Regions from separate parts of the Homo sapiens genome. Here region 2 is linked to region 1. A link is a loop called in an ENCODE intact Hi-C map of the cell type or tissue named here. Cell type or tissue: PC-9. All regions are shown on one strand. Each heading gives the region's core, and the rest is flanking DNA. Links, peaks and the distances in the headings are about the cores only. Region 1 overlaps PPP1R12B (protein phosphatase 1 regulatory subunit 12B). Region 2 overlaps PPP1R12B (protein phosphatase 1 regulatory subunit 12B).

Region 1 (6,888 bases), core at 2,178-4,677:
GTGGATGAAGCTGGAAATCATCATTCTCAGCAAACTATCACAAGGACAAAAAACCAAACACCGCATGTTCTCACTCATAGGTGGGAATTGAACAATGAGAACACATGGACACAGGAAGGGGAACATCACACACTGGGGCCTGTTGTGGGGTGGGGGGAGCGGGGAGGGATAGCATTAGGAGATATACCTAATGCTAAATGACGAATTAATGGGTGCAGCACACCAACATGGCACATGTATACATATGTAACTAACCTGTACGTTCTGCACATGTACCCTAAAACTTAAAGTATAATTAAAAAAAAAAAAAAAGAGAGAGACATCCTACAAAACAAGGGAGGACAGCATTGCTTGCAGGACCATTCTCAGATTTTAAGCAGGAGTCAGTGATTGGATGAGATTTGCATATAAGAAAGATCACTAATGCTGCACTGTAGATGGTGGAATGGTGGGTGGGGCAGGGGAGAGGAAGGCCCAGTTAGGAGGGCCTGAGTTAACAGAAAGAGAGGAGAAGATGGAATTGAAGGATTCTTAAGGAGAATGACAGACAAGACTTGGTGACAGACTAAATATGAGAAGTAAAGAATGAAAAGCCTTCTAGTTTGATTTCCAAGTTCTCAGTTGGGTGACATGTAAGACAATTAGCAGAGATTTCTAAAAAAAAAAGTGAGAACAAAGACTTTCTCTTGCCTTTTTAAGGCTAGAGGAAAGAAAGATTTGGTTTACCTGTTGGCTTATTCCCTCTTTCTAAAGAGGACTTGAGAATTCTTACAGAAATACATGCCTATAACAATACTTTAAATAGATAAATAAAGGAAATAAGAAATAAGGAGATAAAGTAACAGCCAGAAATGGCTATTGTTATGGAGTGCCTACATGAAGTTAGGCACTGTCCTAAGTAAGTCCTTTACATGTAGTACAATGAACTTCTGCAAAGAAGTTTGAGCTGGAGAGAGAGATCTGAGTGCTAGCTGCAGCAATCAGAATGGATGAGGTCAGCTAGGGAGAGTCCTAAGGAGAGAAAAGAAGGAAGCCTAAGGAACAATGCCTAAGGTGTTTACAGAAAAAAAAAAGGGCTAAAAAGAACACAAAGAAGGAGCAATCAGAAAAGGTAGAAGTGAGCCAGGAAAGAATAATATCAGAGAGGTTATGGTAGAATAAAAATTTAGGAAGGCAATAGTCAACATTATAAATTACTGCCAGGATTCAAGGTAAAAGATGAAGTGACTAAGGAATTTAGTAATTAGGAAGTTTACAGGGCCCTTTGCCAGAAAAAATTCACTGGATTGGGGGGTGGGGCAGAATTTCTATTTCAATATGTTGAACAATGAATAGAAGGCCAGGAAATGGATAAAGTGAAATTGGAAGACTGTTTCAAGACTAACAGTGAAGGGAAGAGTGAGACATGGTAACCCTAGAGAGCAGTGCAGGGTCAAAGGTGAATCCTATTACGACAGGAAAAATAAACAACTGTCAAGGACAAATAAAATCATTGTGCAGGTGTATTTTTGTAATAGATAGAGCTAAACTTGCAGTTTTGCTTCCCAATGTTTATGAATTTTGTATGCTAAGTGTTCTATTAAACACTGTCAGTTTCATTATAAAGAAATTTAGTTCTCAAAGGATTCTTGAGCTATTACTATATTTTATTTACACGTCAATGATTAATGAGCCATTTTCAGCACAAGTGCGCAAGGACTGTGAATCATACTCTAGTTCCCTTTATCAGGTTAGAAGACTAGATTTCCTTAGAAAAAATAAGTTTAAAAGCTAGGTCAGTATACTATCCAGTATTATTTAAGAGACTCTGAGGAAGAGGAAGAAAAATCACTGTTTAAAGAAGAATCAGAAACAAGCCTTCAGGTAATTGCTGTCAGCCAATTCCATTTTTAAAAATACTTCTTAAAATAGAAATATGCCTGCCCAAGGCTCTGGAACTCTCCCAAAGATAAGCTTCTTATATTCAGCAACCTCAGCCAACCCTGGACAGCCAGATGACCCATAAGACAACCTCTCATTTGGTTCTCAAATCAAAAATAAAAACAAAAAAACCCTATTTCCCATCTAGATTTCAGAGAGGCTAGCAAGTTTTCAATTTGCTTCACTTTCAGAAGTGATATTTCCCTATACAAAGACTCATTTCCTAGAAGTTCTACTTTCCCTTCAAATAAATATCAAGAGATTCTAACCATTGTGCTTATATTGCCAAGCTCATGGTATACAAATATCCAGTGAAGACTGACCCCTTGGACACATTTTCTTGGAGGTGTAGAAGAGCAAGCATGGGCCTCAAAGTCCAAAATACCTCGTTTTGAATTCTGGCTTTTCATTACAAATTCTGTGACTGTGGACAGATTCCTTAACCTAGCTGAGCCTCAATGCATTCTCTTACGTGAATTAAGAAAAGAATATTACTTATCTGACAAAGTTACAAAGATTAAATGCATCTAGCAGGGTACTTGGCTTATAGTAAGTTTTCAAAAACATTAATTCTCTTACAGCATTTAAACCTTTCATATACTTAAAGGCCAACTCAATCTCCTCTGGCTCCACGAAGCCCCTTCTGACTACTCCATCCTATACCATTCATCTTCTCTGAACTCTTAATATACCTACCTAAACACAATTTTGCTCTCAAGGACATATTATTCCTTAATATACACTCATGCCTTACTATGTGTACATTTGATGTCTTGGATCATGAGAGCACTTGGGCATGTCCCTTTTTTATCATACAGTTTTTAACACAATATTGAGCACACAACTAAGGCAGTCACTGATGACTTAGAATGCTATTATTTTATAATCTAATATTCCCTATAGATCTCCTAACTCCACCAATTAGCTGAGTAAGAAACTGAACAAGAGAAGTTAAATGGCTTGCCTGAGAAGGCATAAATTGTGGGCTTAGCTGGAGAGTAAACTAGGTATCCTCTCTTGCAATCCAGGGAGCTTTATACCTTGTACCTGTCGCTCTTGTGTGAAGAAGTGCCAGGGTGAAAGTGCACAAAGGGCCTTCATGTGCCAAAAAAAATCTGCATTCCCTATATTAAAACACTTAAATGGAATGGGATAGAAAGGCTCATCTGCGAACTCATCCAAACACAAAACGGTCTTTGCTAGCTTCACACTCAAGTAGATCAATAGACGTTCTTCTGCTGCCATCTTATGGGCATAGAAGATCACTACACATGGGCTTATTTTCATTTGAGAAATAATTTTATTCAATAAACATTTACCCATCATCTACTATGTATTAGGCTCTGTGAAGAAAACCCAATTAAAAGCACCCTAAAGAAGCTCAGAATGTAGTAATGAAAAGCAACAACATACCATTTAATTAATTAGTAAACCAATCCTAAGACAGTGTTACAAAAAAAGAACACTGAAGACAGAATACTAGTTTTAGCCTGGGGCTCAGGTGTAGCAGGGTAGTCAGTAGTGGGTTTTAATTTGCAGGAGTTCTTACAGTATGAATACAATTTTGTTAAGCAAAGAAGGTGAGAAAAAACTATTCTAGAAAGAAGGTCACGCATGGACAAAGGAAGAGGGTCATGAAAGTAAAATGTACAGGAAATAGGCCTAATCTTTCTACCTGAGTAAAGTGACGCAATTACCAGGAAGAAGAGTTGAGAGAAAGGGATAAGAAAAATAGAGAGAAAAGTATAGTCCTGGGTAGGCTGAATTCAGAGTTTGGTGAGTGCTCTCTCTACAGAACTAAAATGACTAACGATCAGCAGGATTTTCTATATTGCCTGATTCAGCATGTGTTTGTATTCTGTCCAGAAATTGGTCCTCTGAACAAGATCAACTAGGAAACTTCTCATCTTATACACATGGAAAAACATTAACTTCCATTAATATTCAATCTGATTGTAGAGTGTGTAGTAAGTAAATAACTTTTACCCATACCTGATTGAACTAGTCTCTTCATTTTATAATTTCAAAGGCCAACTCAAGTTGCAATCTGCCCCTTCACCTATGTAAATGAGCTTCTTTCTGTAATTGCCCTAAATATCCAACAATACTTTTTTCTGTTTTACTTATTTAAAACATATATAATATTTAAGGCAAACAAAAAAGATATAAAGAATAATAAACCATCACCTGTGTCTTACTATCCAACTTAAGAATAACAGTGCCAATTCCAGTTTCTTCTTTAAAAGAGAAGCATGTTTCTACTTCTTGAAACTCTTAATTGTCCTCTGCTACCCTAATCTTTTGGGTCTGATGTTTATAAGTCAGTGCACATGTTTAAATTCATTAGTAATGTGAAGAAACACTAGAGAAGTTCCAAACTGGTTATATCTTATTCTTACCACTTGCCTTCTCCCACTTCCCCAACCATACCACCAAATCAAAGTATGCAACCAAGCCAGTTTCCCAAAGAAACATGCATCTAGGACATTAAAGCTATCAAACAAAGAAATTTTACCTGCTGCTTCTGACATTCCAGGCCCAGCACTTGCTGATGTCTCAACTCAGCACACTGGAGTTAGCATCCAAACACAGAGTACTAACAAACTATGGCAGAGGCTTGTCTCAATTCCCCAGAACACCCAGATCAACTTCCTGTGCCTCTGATTTCCATAAAACCAGGAATGGCAAGGAACTCTATTGCCAGATCAAATCATTCCAGGTGAAAGCAGGTCAAGCTATCTCAGACACACCTTGCCACACACTTGTGCAGCAACTTTCCCAGAAGCCCAATTTTCAACAAACAGGTGGCCACTCCTCTGACTGTCCTTCTCTAAACACTGGAGCCCATTTTATGAGATTGTACCAGCAACTGTCCTTTTCTAACATGGGAAAATCAACTGATAAAAAACAAGGGAGGGTTGAATGAGGGCTGAAAATTTTGGTCCCTCCTACATGTCACCAATATTCACAGCTCTGAAAAATGAACCACTTTATCAGAAGGAGATTAACCGCAAAAACATGGCTGATAAGGGCTTTTAGTAGCAGGTGTTGGGTGACTGTCTTCACTCTGAAGTGGCTGGGAACTGGGATAGAACTATCAGAGGTTCTGCTACATAAGGAAATGGATTCTTGTCCTTTCTTCTAAATGCACGTGTCCTGAGGGGGAGGGGGAAACACTTTAAGCTTCCACTCCTGAACTGTTAAGTGGTGGGCTGAGAAACGCATGACAAATGCCCTTATCTCTGGAAAATGAAGTGAGATGGTGTTGGCAACAGCCGTGTTTAGCAACAGAAATACGGAAAAAAGAAAATAGACTCTTTTATTCAAGGCTCTAAATCTCATTGCTTTAACTCTTAGTAGACACCATCTAGGCCTCCCTTCCCAGAACTGTTTGGTGGAGATTAACAGTACTAATGTTATTTTTAAACAGCTTTATTGAGACATAATTCACATGCCCATTAGGTGTACCATTTAAAGATTTTTAGTATATTCAGATTTATGCAATCGTCACTATAACCGATTTTAAAACATGCTCACCTTAGTATCAAAAATATCCACTACTGCATAGTATTGAGTGTACTTGTTTGCAAAACAACAGAAATTGACCTCACTTAGGCAGGAAAGGAATCTGTGGGAGGGAATTACTAATATTTTTAGCATAAAGAATATCACTGGGATAGGAGGCCCAGGCTCAAACTTTCCTGCAAGGGTCAACTGCTACCATTATCACATTCAGCTCACTAGCTCTTGCCTCATATAAATGTTCAAATGCTTAGATTCCTGGACACTGCTTGGTGAGGGGAGAAAAGGCATAAGAAGGTACCTGTGTATGGCTGCCACTTACTTTGTCACCACAATGGAGATTTTCCCTTAGGGCTGCAGAAAATAATGTATAACATTATAAATAATTGGTAAGGACATCAGAGGCAGGACAAGTGAGCTTAAATTTAAAAATTAAGTCTCCTAAACTTGAGATATGGAATCCCTATAGCATGTAGGGTTTAAAAATTAAACATCCCTAAAATCTAAAATGGTATTAATATTTAGCATTTTAGGGTGGATCTTATTTCCAAATGTATTAGCTCTGGAAAAGCTAGGAATGGATCTTAATGAAAGTCAAAAAAGCATTTCACTGGTAATGACATAAATAATTGTCATATATATCTCTAAATTGTTTTGTAGTTTGCAAAACACTTTCACATAGTCTGTCTCATTTGATCCTCACAATAGCTCCATGAGATAGATTTGGGAAAATCTAGGTTACTCGTAAATTATTTCTAATCCTCAAATACATGCAAACAAGGTAAGCATTATCCCTTTTTTACATATGAGGAAAGAGTCAGAAACGGAACTTGATTTATTTAACCAAAATCACACATATAAAAGGCCGAACTGGACTATTCTTTTTTTTTTTTTTTTAAAGAGATGGGGATCTCACTATATTGCCCAGGCTGGTCTTGAGCTCCTGGCATCAAGTGATCCTTCTGCCTCAGCCTCTCAAGTAGCTGGGATTACAGGTGTCAGCCACCATGCCCCATTTGAACTGGAACTCTTAAATCAATCCTGTGCATTTCCCACTAAGTCTAGCCATTCACAGTTATCTAGGGGTAGCCTCATCTCTCAGGCAGCAACATATCATCACTATTATTTCAAAGAGACATATTCTGAAAAAAAATTACATAGAGGTGCCATATGACACTGAAAGCAGTTTGTTTGTAAGGCATATTCAGCCTGGTGAAGCCTCTTGTCATTTTGCTACCTAAGGATTAGGGCCAAAGCACTAAAAGAATCACCTTTTTTCTTTCTATTCCAGAATTGTTCAGAGTCCCACAGCATAATCCTAATTCTATAAGCAATCCAGAGACCTCCAGAATTGTAATATAGTAGAAAATGTACCCACTGCTACATATGTTTCACTCTCTTCTTGTTCAATATTCATACTTAGGAAGAGAGAGCTTATTTCTATCA
Region 2 (6,888 bases), core at 1,640-4,139, 130 kb before region 1:
CAGAACTGGTTGAGGCTGCTCCTTTGATTTTATGTCGTGTAAAGTCTTTGTTCCCCAGCCCCACCCCTGCCTCCTCCCATCGGGAAACCCCCCATGGGAGTCATCAGTGGGCGGGAGTCGGTGCCTGCTCCAGTCCAGCCCTGCCTTGGGAGATGCTGGAGGACCCTGTCGCCCTGAAGGCCTGTTTGCTGCACATCTGCCTGCAGAGCCAAACCTCAGGGCCCGGTGCAGTGTCCAGCCTGGTATCTGGCATCCCAGTAGCTTCCATGTTCTGTGTATGTGTGTGGTGTGCCCCTTCCTCCCACTGTTTGAATTCACTGAAAAGCCATAAAGGGGGCCTCCTGCTGGAGATTTGGCCTCCCTTGGCTCCTCCCAGGAGCCCCCATGTCTCTCCAACTGGCTCCCCACAGACCACTTCTGAAGGGCTCACCTGTTGTCACTCCCTCCTGCTCCCTCAGTCCCGTGTCATGAGAATGGACGGTGTCCAGGGCTTCCGGTGGGGTCTCAGGAGATGCCCATGCTGGCCCTGCCCGAGCTGGCTTTCTCGGCCTGGGTTCACAGTTCAGCTCCATCTCTACGCTGGGCGAGGAGCAGACAGCAGTGGGACTCCATGGTTCTGGATACCTTTCCTGGGGTCCCTGTGGAGGCAACCAGGATTTTCAGGAGCAGCCAGTCAGCAGCTCAGCCAGGGATGACAGAACCATCCCTGCTTACTCACCTCTGTAGTGTGAGGGTCTGTGGGTGGTGATGGAGGAGGGACTCAGGGAGAGGCCGGTGAATACAGGGGCTGACGCTCTTCCCTCGTGCATCCTCCTGCAGTCTGACAGAAAGCAGCCCAATAGCGGGGCAACCTCAGGGCTACCAGCGATCCCCTGAGAGTGGGGTGGGCAGGTTCAGCTGTGAGAGAGGCTCAGGCAGAGCAGGTGTGGACTAAGTCCCCTGACCTTCACACCTGCTCCCCAGAGAAGCCCCAGCCAGTTGCACCAAGTAGCAGAGGTGAGTAGAGGGGCCTGGGGGCTTCCAAGGCCCCAGGTCATCCTGTTGAACTGAGAGGGACAGGTAGCCCCCCTGCCTGCGGCCCCTGGCCCCATGGGCACCTGAGGGCAGTACTGCATGGGAAGAGCCCAGGATGCCTCAGGCCTGGCAACTGTGACAAGTATGAGGAAGGAGAGAGAACGGGAAGGGAATCAGGCAGGGCGCATTCGAGGAGGCCAGAGGTGGCGAGGCAGGCTTGCCCTGCACAAACCACAACAGAAGTTGCACACAGAAGTCCCAGGGACCTTTGTGCTGGGAACTGAAAGAGTGGGGAAGGTGGAGGGGACCATTTCAGAGCAGGCTGGAATCAGGTGCTTGGACCAGTGAAGACATGTCTTGCTTCCTCCAGCTCTCTCTGGGGCCCTCCCACTCTCCACACCCACAGCAGAGACAAATTGAGGCAAGAGTTGAGAGAGCATCTGTCTGGTGAGGTGATGGGAGCAGTGTGCATGGGGCACCAGGAGTTCCTCCATCCCACCTGCCTTAGCGATCAGGACTTTAGGGGGGCCTCTTCAAAGATAGTGACCCTTCTGCCCTGACTCCTGCCCATCTAAGGACTTGATTTGCTGCTTTCTGAAAACCCTGGGGCTGAAAACTTCAAAATCAGGGCCTGGCAGAGCCTAGCTTCGCCAAGGTCAGCCCACCAGGAGCCCTGCCTTCGTCTCCATAGGAAGGACACATGTACAGCCCTTGCCCCCGGCCCTCTCATTCCCACTTCTGCTTGGCAATGCTCTCCATCTCCCTTATGTGGACTCTTGTTCTTGTCTGATCTCTTGTCAAATTGTTATTTTGTAATGAACTGCGTCTCCTTATTAAAGAAATGAGCTGAAAGAAACCTGGGGGTGGGGGGTGTCTCTGGTTGTTTTTGCTGCGCTGAGGTGGGGGTGAGGGAGTGGGAGCTGCCTGTGAGGGTCAGTATGGTGGGTGAGGGTGGTGAGATGGTCCTGAGGCTCTGGCTTCTAACCCAGAATCTCCCTTCAGGGAAGCACCAAAAGGGGCTGAGGTCCCCTCTCTCCTGGGGTTGGGGGAAGACCAGATTGGCACTCTGGTGGGTGCTGGGGCCCACACATCTCCTGAGAACACATGCCAGGCTGTGGAACTGTGGGGAGTGTGGTGGTGCCGGGGAACATTGTCTGGGAGGCTGGGCGGGGCGGGGTGGTGGTGGGGACTATATTCTTGAATTCCCTTCCAGTAGAGCTGGGCTTAGGGAACAGCCACAGTCTGAGCCCAATGACGAGAGGGAGGCTGGCCCTGGGAAGTGGGAATTTGAAAAGTAACAATTTCTACAAAGTCCTCAGTTGACTCTTTGCAAATAACTTGAAATGTCTTTAACTTCTGAAGCAAAGATGTTAGGGACCAGGGATAGGGCGTCAGAATTTTTAGGGAAAGGGAGAGTGGGACAGCATTGCCCCCAAAGACCAGGGAAGAGTAAAACTCCTTCTTCGGTTCCCACTTCCACCTGTCTCCTCTCCTTGAGGATAGACCAGCAGCTACCATTTTTGTCAGTTTACACCAGCACCTGTCCTCCAGGAACACCGTTGGCTAGATGTGTGCTTGTCCATCAGGTCCAAAGGCATGGGGGCAGTGAATGCAAGCAGGGATGGGAGCTGCCCACCTGAGGGAGCATGAGCCCAGATCCTTTAACATCTATCCTGTCTTGCTGCTTCAGTCCCTAAGGCTGGGTAGGGTGAGGGGCATGAGCCTTTCAGCAGACGGACTGGGATTTATCACCTGAGGGTCTCCTGGCTAAGAATATGAGCTTTTTACTCTGCCAATAGGTTGTGGCCTTCTCCTTTCCCCCCAAGAGGGCTGGACCACGTGACGGCTAGGTGATACTGTATCTGCAGACCTTACTACAACCAGTGGGGGTCAGAAAGAGAAATGACATTTGCAGTCTAGGAACCCTTTGCATCGGTCATGCTTCTTTGCCTCTGTTTTGTGCCCCAGGACAGGACTGAATTCTTCAACCATGACATCAAGTGTGCTTGTTCTGCTGCTGCTTGGGTTACAAACAGCTGGGTGACATCAGGGGAGAAGAATCTTCCCTCCCTGACCTCTCCCCAAGTCAGTGACCAGGGATTTCCGCTTGGCAGGAAACACAGGGCTGAGCAAAGCCAGAGGCAGGGCTTGCTGGATGGAGAAACCAGACCCAGATCCTGGCTGCCTGGGGTCAGACCTGGCCACCCACGTACAAACCCTGCCAGCGGGCCTGAACAGCTCTTCTCTGGGCATGGCTCCTTCATTTTGAGTTTAGATTTAACCTTCAATAGCCCCCAAGTTAACTACATTTGTAGTTTGGAACTACAGGATAGTTTTGGATCTCCTGAATTAAACAATGACCTCATGAAGACTTATGGATATAGCAGATGACTAAGGGTGATGGCAGGAGACTTCCATGAGCCCAAGGAAATCACCACCTCCCTAGACCTCAACTTTCCCATGTACTAGAGTGTGCTAGTGTTCACCTGGATGGCCTCAACACCTTTGTCACTTAAACCTGGTGTCTTCCAAGAAATAACCGTATATACTCTTGGTTACTTGAAGCTTGGAACCTTGATATCTATCTATCTATCTATCTATCTATCTATCTATCTATCTATCTATCTTACGGTTCTTTTGAACGCCAATCTAGGCTTCTCCTTGGCCTGACTCCATTTAGGAAATTCCTTGATACTACCAGAGACCCTTCTCAGTGGCCATGACTCACTGTGGCTGTCCCTGGGGAAGGGGCCTCTATGTGGACAGGAGTTGTAGGAGGCTGGTGGGCGAGGCCCCCACCAATGATAAGATGTAAAATCAGAAGAGGCTGCCCCAGATGTGAGATTCTAGAAATCCCATGCTCTGAACTGTGGAGACAGTCACAAAGTTAAAACACAGTTTTATTTACTCATTTATAAATACTGTTGTGTTTACAGGCATCATATAGAAGTGAATATTATTATTCCCAAACTTTCAAACACAGAATACTCAAAACTATATAACAACAACCAGTAAAACAAAACCATTCATCTTAGGGTTGAAAGGCCACTCAAAATTGCATAAAAATACATTCAGTTCACAAAGCAAGTCTGGCTGCTTCTCCCTAAACAACCCCAACCCCACCCCATCCCAGGTGTATTTACAGTGGACTGAAGTTAATCCATACAACTCAGCTGAAAAACAGTTACATCTGGTGTGTGAACCTTGGTGGAACTAGGGTGAAGGGTGGAGTAAAGACACAAAATGCTACCACTAAAATGGGAGAGGCATGGAAACCTCAGGGTGGTTCTTTTCACCCCTGTTGATCAAGGTCAGGGCAAAGACAAGGAGGAAGGAAAACCATAAAGCCAAAGTCTGAGTGTGAACCACTCAACTGAGCACAGGCTGTAGCTTCTCCAAGAAGGATGCAAGGGTGAAACATTCTTTCCTTCCTTCTGCAGGGAAATCATTGCCCTGGTGTGCCAGCCAGTGGTAGGCACAACCTTTCAAAAGTTCAAGGGATGCTGGCTAGAAAAGGAGGTATTCTGGATTGCTGCCTCCTCTCAGAACCCTCTCCTACCCCGCAGCCTGCCTCCTGGTGTCTTTTTTCCTCCAAACTCTCTTTACCTAACCTCTCTTCATCAGAAGGCAAGCGGGAATCTGTTCCGGGTTTCAGTAGAGTGGGAGAAAGGACAGGCAAAGGCACAGATATTTAGGCGAGAGTCAAGCTACTTCTGGCCCTTGCATGTCCCTTATTCAGGAATAGTGGGCCCCGACGACTGGCACTCCGACTCTCAACTCTGGTTTTGGGAGAACATTAGAGGCTCTTAAGAGGCTCCCCACCATCAGTGTGCCTTTCCTGAATCCTTGCTCTTTGAATGGGCTGAGCTGTTGCCACCAGATGCACTGATACACTGATTGATTAGGTTTGTGCTGGGAAGACACACTTCTGTTTTAAGCTATAAACAGTCTCAGGATAAAGAGTAAACCAGACATGGCTACTCATGGTCTCCTTGGCCAGGCTATGGAGGAGTCATACGGGCCTAAAAGTCAAACCTCATCTCTGAGGGGACATTAGCATAGCCGAGGAGCTTTGAAACTGGAATAGGGGGCGGTGGTGGTGGTGGTTGGTATACCCAACTTCTACAGGAATCTTGGCTGATTCATGGAAAACCACCTCTCTAAAGCACCCTCGGCTCCAAGTGAGAAAAGCAAGGAATTAAGAATGCAGAGGGAGATGAAAGGGAGAGGAGTGAAGTGTATGCTTATTCTGGAAGGACATAAGAGCATCCTGATGTCACCTTAAGGGGCCACCCAAGTAAATCTTTATTGGAAACATCAGGGAAAAATTTGGAGGAGAAATAACAGAAAATATCACTCTGGCAGATTCATGGTCCAAAATAAGCAGATGAATTGGGGAACAGCTCAAATAGGTCCTTTGGGGGATTAGAAGGGAGGGGGAAAAACAAAAGATATGATTTAATAAATAAAATTGGTTTCTGAGTTTTCATTTGTAATCAAGTATATGCCAGACCTCATTTTAAAAGCTCTGGGCTAGCAAATGTGCATGTGAACGCACATAAGCTAGATCCAAGAGTTATCCCCAAATTGCTAAACCTTTTTAGGTAAGGCCAGAACATTCATTAATGGTATTGTCTTTAGACACACCCACCTCTTACTTACAGTTCTCCCGAAGGAGGGCTTCCGGGACACTGGGTTGTAAGCCAAACCTGGGTTCTATGTTTGCCCTCAACCCCAACTCTCAAAGGAGAAGTGAATGCATCTTTCACCATGCAGCTGCTGGCTGCTGGCCAAGATTCTGTGTTTTTTCTCAGCCCTCAGAAATCACCTCATTCCTAGTAGCTGTGACCAACAGTTCCTGGACTACAATGAAGTTGATCTATTTTCCAATCTAATCAGAACACAAAAGATCAATAGCTGTCCCTGACAGGGTCTACTGCTTCCTGAGCAGTGTCAATACCCATTAAGGAAGCTGATTAAAATCTCTGCTCAGCTGGAGCCTGAGGGATGAAGTCACCAGTGAGACAGAACTCATTTCTGTGTGACAAAGCTTTGTTTCTGTGAAACTCTCTTCCTTCCCAGTACTTGCAGCTTCCACCCTGCTCTATGTCCAAAGCCCCTGGGCCTTCTGCCTTCTTCCCATCGCAGCACACAGCCACCTCCACTTCCAGGGTCTCTGCCCTTTCACTCCAATTACACCAGGTCCTGTAGGAGGCTTGTGAAAGCCAAGTGCTGTTCTATGCAATATGGTTGTGTGGACTCTGGGTTTGTAAACACTGCTTTGGTAGTCTCCTCTTCAGACCTGCTTTGAAGGAAAGACCATCTTGAATGGTATCAGAACCTCCTACTTCTGGTAAGTCCAAAATCCAGAGGGGGAGCTCAATGGAACTAAAGATTGAGGTTCTTGTCGAGGAAAATTTTCTTGCTGCTGTAAGGCAGAGTTCAAGACAATGAACCAGACGGTGCTAAGCAGAAAAACGATTAGTCTGCTATTTGGGTGTGAAGAGCCAATGTAGATCCCATTTTAAGAAAGCTGAGGAAAGGTGGTTGAGGAAACCTATGAAGCAGCAGGTCTATTTCCTATTAAAACAACTTGTCCAAAGGCTGCCTGCAACAAATTGCTTTCTATCCATTTCTCCATGAGCTCCAATTTCCACCTCTGCAGGCTTTAATATTCTTACCAAGCCAGCAGGAGGGAAAGCCATTGCAACATCATTCAATTACCCTCAATATTAAATTCACTTCCCAAAAAGGATGAGAAGTCAACCTTGATGTGCTCATATTAAACAGTTTAAATCCAGAAGAAAACAAAAAATTCTGGACTTGGATTTTTGAGGTTAGAAAGAATTTTTGAAGCAGAAATCCCAATAAATA

Evidence for each region. Peaks named below come from ENCODE experiments on the same cell type or tissue, not always from the same donor. Only the 100,000 strongest peaks of a DNase experiment are listed, where the experiment ranks them.
Region 2: it touches region 1 in a loop (2.9-fold over the local background); 13 of 110 quality-filtered maps call a loop at or near these places.

The regions. Positions count from the first base shown.
Region 1 is chr1:202,460,645-202,467,532 of GRCh38, reverse strand. All of the region lies in intron 13 of PPP1R12B (protein phosphatase 1 regulatory subunit 12B), which reads right to left. Among named protein-coding and RNA genes, the nearest start is that of PPP1R12B, 120 kb to the right of the region's middle. In PC-9, for the core only: CTCF peaks have their summits at 3,006 and 3,206 (motif pointing left); a DNase peak (open chromatin) is centred at 4,532; H3K4me3 peaks cover 670 bases; H3K27ac peaks cover 1,560 bases.
Region 2 is chr1:202,585,578-202,592,465 of GRCh38, reverse strand. PPP1R12B (protein phosphatase 1 regulatory subunit 12B) reads right to left here. Exons shown (of 24, transcript NM_002481.4): 24 at 1-6,888. SYT2 (synaptotagmin 2) reads left to right here. Exons shown (of 9, transcript NM_177402.5): 9 at 1-1,870. Among named protein-coding and RNA genes, the nearest start is that of SYT2, 120 kb to the left of the region's middle. RefSeq lists enhancers at 526-1,352, 3,023-3,072, 2,478-3,677. In PC-9, for the core only: CTCF peaks have their summits at 2,508 and 2,724; DNase peaks (open chromatin) are centred at 3,055 and 3,375; H3K27ac peaks cover 2,139 bases.